Linked DNA regions of Mus musculus: region 2 is linked to region 1. The links are chromatin contacts, found by Hi-C in ENCODE. All regions are on one chromosome and are shown on one strand. Each heading gives the region's core, a stretch centred on a gene start or an enhancer-like site at or near the end of the contact. The rest is flanking DNA. Distances are from core to core; before and after follow the strand shown.

Region 1 (2,700 bases), core at 22-2,521:
GAGGCCCAAGGCCATGGTATGTAGTGCCAATTCTGTAAGAAAGCAGGCTGAGCAAACCATGGGAAGCAAACCAGTAAGCAGCACTCCTCCAAGGCCTCTGCATCAGCTCCTGCCTCCAGGATCCTGCCCTATTTCAGTTTCTGTTCTGACTTCCTTCAATAATGAACAGCAATATAGGAGTGTATGCCAAATAAACCCTTTTCTCCCCCTCCCCCAAATAATAAATAAATAAATAAATAAATACCAGCCAGGGAAAGGTAGCTGTCTGCTACCCCCCACCCCCACCCACCCCGCTGGTTAATTAGGTCTAATGAGGCCTACTTCTCCGGACTTTTACCAGAATCAAATGAGAAGGGAACGCAAACTCCCCGGCACCGTGCTTATCACACTTGGGCGCTCCGTGAGCGGCAGCGCCCTGTTATTAAGTGAAAGAGAAAGGGGCATTGAGGGTGTGGCATGTGCAGGGGCATGCGGTGCTTGCCTAGCCTTTGTGACGATCTGAGTTCCATCCCCAGCACTTTTTATTTTTAATTATGTGCATGTGGGTATGTGCACATATGTGCATGTTGTGCAGGCCAGAGGCCTCATTTGTTCCGAAGCTAGAGTCTCTACTGGGTGTGAGTAGATGCACTATGCAAATACTGGGACCCAAACTCCAATGCTCTCAGGCATCTCTCCAGCTCCTAGTGGTTTCTGTTAACAGAGGCATTTCAAGCTCCTTTAAATCAGGAGCGACAAATCTATGAAACAATCTTTTCTGTGGCACACGAATGACAAGCTATACTCCAAATACTTCTGTAATTTTCAGTGTTATCCACCCAAATCTCTCAGCAAGGTTCCCGGGGCCTGGCTTACAAATTCAATGTCACAGTGGCCCAGAACTAGGAGTAGGGAGGAGGTGTGCATCACTGTATTATAAACACGTTCGTTTTCCCTCTGCTGAGAGCAGAGACCGCTGGGAAACAGGAAGTCGTGGTGCGCCAAAAAGAAACCTCCCCAAATGGGAGATCAGCAGTAAATCTCTCCAGGCTACACTGTGGTCAGAAGGTGGGAAATTCCTCCACCTGCCCCCACAAACAGTCCCTCGGGAAAGCTTAGACAAGGTTAGTTTGGGAAATTCCCTCAGAGACAGAATGGAGAAGGAAAGCTGCTTGTGAAGAGAAAGCCAATTAGCAGCTGCTGGGGCCAGGGCGAGGGAGATGATGCTCCAAGGCAACCAATCCCTTACATCTCCAACCTGCTGGTTAACCCAAGGAATTAATGCCTGGGTCTCCTGGCTTGTGGCCTGTGGCCTGAGCCTGAGCCAGATTCACTTCCTGTTAGGCACTCCCGTGACCCCCCGCCCACACCCACTCCAGAGGAAAGCAGCCACAGTTGGACCTGTGAGTTTCCCCCGTTGTCCTGCTTAGCAAGCTCATCAGGTTTTACTGGGTTCTAATCTAAATGTGACCTCCTGGTCACATTCTTAACTGCAGTTAAGCTCCAAGGGGTAGAGAGGAATCCTTTCCACAGAGAAGAAGAAGAAGGGGGGGGGGAGGGGGAGACGACGGCGACTCACACGCAGATTTACAGATCTACGATTATGGAGGATTAAAATGATATATCCACAGATGAGTTGGCACAGAGAAACTGCAAAAATGCTTTGGGGGAAGGGTCCTGGCCAGAAATGCCTTTTCAACCCCCATCTACATATGCAAGACAGACACTTGCGCGGGTCAGGACTGCTTGCTGGGCCCATAAATCATGCCCATTTTGGATCATAAACCATGCTCCTATTTGATGTTTTGTTGTATGTGAAGGCTGAGAGCAGGGGAGGGTTGGGAGGTGGAGGTTGGGAGAAGTCGTTTTGTTCTTTGTTTTTGTTTTGATTGTTGGAGACAGGGTCTTGCTACATATCCCCCAGGCTGGCCTCGAACTCACTGTGCAACCCAGGCTGGCCTCAGATTCTTGTCAGGCCTCCCACCTCAGGCTCCAGGGTGCTGGAATTAAAACAGAATGTCACCAAAACTGGGCTTTCCTTTTCTGTGTGACTTAAATGGCTGTTTCAGCAAGATGACAAAAATGAGATTTTGGTAGAAGACAAATATAAACAGACTTCCTTATGGCAATTTAAACTTATCTTACTATATACTTATGCAAATAGATCTTAAACGTAGGAAAGAATGTCTTAAAGGAGACTAGTAAGAAAGTGTGCTCTATTGGAGCACATGCACCCTTTTTTGTTGTTGTTTTTTTTTTGTTTGTTTTGTTTTGTTTTGTTTTTTTGAGACAGGGTTTCTCTGTGTAGCCCTGGCTATCCTGGAACTCACTCTGTAGACCAGGCTGACCTCGAACTCAGAAATCTGCCTGCCTCTGCCTCCTGAGTGCTGGGATTAAAGGCATGCACTCCTTTTAAATAAGGGATTAAAGGATTAAAACCACACCCGGCTCAAATGCATCCTTTTATGTGACTATACCTAGCCATTCAGTAATTAGTGATGGTGGATTCTACTTCCAGTTTCACATGCCTTTAACACACACTGGGAAGACCACTATTTTGATGTTTTCAGACATTGTTCTCATTCTTCATTCACCTTAATGTCTTTATTTATTTCTTCCTTTTTTTTTTTTTTTTTTCTTTCTTCTCTTTGTAGCCCTGGCTATCCTGGAACTTGCTCTGTAGAACAATGCTGGCCTCTGGCCTCGAACTCAGAGATCCAC
Region 2 (2,700 bases), core at 92-2,591, 57 kb after region 1:
AAAGTGCCTGGCACATAGTAAATACCTTTACTTGTTTTTTAGTATTTTATTTAAATATCTACATTAAATATTTTAAATACAGGTGTCTTGCCTGCATATATGTCTATGGGCCAATGAGGCCAGAAGATGGTGTTGGATTCCCTGAAGTTACAGGAGGCTGTGAGTGTCCACATTGGTGCTGGAAAAGAAGCCAGGTCCTTTGGAAGCGTGACCAGTGCTCTTAACTGCTGAGCCCTGCTGAGCCATTCTCTGTCTCCCGTGTACTTGTTTCTTAAATTACTTATTTCTTCATTGATCAAATAATTATGTGGTCTGTGGGCATCCAGGGTTTTTGATCCTAAGACTATTTGAAAATCCTTAGTTTCCCATCTTGAAATAGATGTCTGATTCCTTGGCATTAATGTTTTTTCTTCCAGGTTCTAGGTACTCTATTAAGGGAAACTGAGGCAAATTACCTGTAAACCTTCTGGAGAGCCAGTACTGTGTTTTCTCACACCACCATACATGCATACCTGGTCATTTAGAAAGGGTGTAAGACTTAGCTGAGCACAACATACCCATACCATGTTTCAAGGTGCCGTATGTTGTAATTTGATAGTGAGAAACTTGAATCGGCTAATACATACATTGAACAGTTCTGAACTCTCTCTACTTATCTTTTGAATATATATTTATGGAATCTGGATGTTTGAAGAACTATAGATTTTCAGATGAACAAATTGCAGTACAATGATCCAACAATGCTGTTAATGCTGAACTTGGGTTGGAATTAAATGTAACTAACCGAACAAAGAAATTACAGAATTCTGTTAATGGTCACGCTCCCTACAGTTTTATAACCTAATTGTTAAAACACTAAGAACAAGTAGATTTTTAGTACCTTGGGTAATTCTCTTGAAGGAGGCAAAGGAAGGGGGTATTTATGATTTGCAGAAGAAATCTAAACAACCAAGGAGACTGCCATGTCAAGAGGAAGTTAGATTTCACTGGGCACTTGGAAGTGGTTGGGGGTGGGGTGAAGCAGGAGGGACTGGCTGTGGGCAGGAACCCAATGGCACCAAAGACACAAGACCAGCCTTGTTTAGTCAACTACAGTCCAGAACCTTCAGGCTTAGTGAATGGGTGACTATGGCAACAGTCCCCGCCCCAACCCCCTTGCGCGTGCACAGCGCAGAGCCAGCAGTAGGCTCCTCCACAACAGATACTTTTTTTTTTCTCTCTCGGTAAAGAGAACTACAGTTCCCAAGAGCCCTCTCGGCACCGCCTCGCGATGTGGCCCTGCCCCTTACCCTTATGCCCCGCCCTCCCGCTAGTCCCGGTCCCTCCTTCCCAGTGTGTGTCAGTGACCCAAAGGCGGTTCGAGGCGGAGGGACCGTCGGGGGCGCCGCCGCCGCCTTCTCCAGCGCCAGCAACAGCAGCAGCAGCGGCAGCGACAACAGCAGCAGCGGCAGCAGCGGCCGTGCGGCGCCACCGGATCTGCCTGCAGCCCGGGGAGCTCACCACAAAGCGGGCCCGAGCCTCCCTCTCTAGTCCGCGCTCGGCTCTGCGTTCCACTCGGCCTCGCGGGGCTCGGCGGCTGGCGGGAAGGCGGCGGGCTCCGCTGGTGCCTGCGTTCAACCGGTGCTCGCGCCGCCCCCGCGCCCCGGGTGTCCGTGCGGCGGGCCGAGCTGGCGTTCCGGCCACCAGCAGTCGTCCGGTGAGTGCGGCGCGGGCGGCGAACGGGGGCGCGAGGGCCGGCGGCGCGGAACTTCCTCCGAGCCTTTGCCGGTGGCGGCGCGGCGGCCTGCGCGCCCGCCCGCCCGCGGGGAGGCGGCGGGGAGCAGAGTTTGCGGCGCCGCATCCCGCGCGGAGGGAGGAAGCGCCTTTGTGAGGAGCTGCCCGGAACGCCCTCCCCCACGGCTGGAGCGGGTGCGCGGCGGAGGGGAGCCCCAGCTCGGCGGCCCGGTTCTCGCTCCCGCGGCCAGGCTGCAGGCCGGCGAAGTGGAAGGGGAACAAAGGGGCGGTGGGCTTTTCTTTTGTTTGTGTGAATCTGATAACTTCTCAGCTTCCTTACGTAACACAGAATTCCAAGTTAGTCATTCTTTTTATTGTTATGATTATTGTCATCATCTCTGCGTGCCTCTACGTTTCCTTTCATCTTGGGAATCTCAGAGCATTTTAAAAACACTAATTAATTTCACCTCCCGGCCCTTGCCAAGCCCGTTTCCGTACGTGGGTAAACTGAGGTCCAGAAAGCCCTCAAATTGATGGATACGCTTGATGTACCGCGCTGGTGTCTGAGGCTCCGAAAGCGTTTATGAGTAATAACTCATTCTCCAAATGCCCTGTGGAAAAGTTAAAGATGCTCATTTTACTTACAGGTTAAATGAAGTCTGGAAGAAGTCTAGGTAATTGTTAGGTAGTTGAAACAATAATTCTTTTTAAATAGTATTTGAATCTTAAAACCTCAAAGGACTTTCTGAAAAATGTTCCGAGTGGTGAAGATACTGTAAGTCATCAACTCACTTCGCCATATATTATGTTTATATGTGCAGATCTCTTACAAAGTCAGACAACAATGATGAGGGAGGGGATAGTTTTTACTTAACCTACATTTAACATGTTTAGTCACTACTCACAATATGCTCGTTGGTTTTAGCCCCAGCACTCTTCCATCAACAAATATTGAGCATCTCATCCACAGGACGCTTTATTAAACCG

What was found. Hi-C counts contacts between places; a loop is a spot of excess contacts on that map.
Region 2: a map of left cerebral cortex shows a loop between it and region 1 (2.3-fold over the local background). The contact joins the promoter of Peli1 here to the enhancer-like site in region 1. A Hi-C loop is called at or near these places in 4 of 37 maps with a recorded cell type or tissue (gastrocnemius, heart and left cerebral cortex).

What each region holds. Positions count from the first base shown.
Region 1 is chr11:21,033,000-21,035,699 of GRCm38, forward strand. No RefSeq gene overlaps it. Among named protein-coding and RNA genes, the nearest start is that of Peli1, 57 kb to the right of the region's middle. Within about 2 kb of position 1,272, at least 3 of the 3 ENCODE cell types and tissues checked have a DNase peak (open chromatin) inside an H3K27ac peak, as active enhancers do; they include gastrocnemius, heart and left cerebral cortex, where a contact is called at or near this core.
Region 2 is chr11:21,089,983-21,092,682 of GRCm38, forward strand. It overlaps Peli1 (pellino 1), which reads left to right and starts at 1,342. Exons shown (of 7, transcript NM_023324.2): 1 at 1,342-1,696.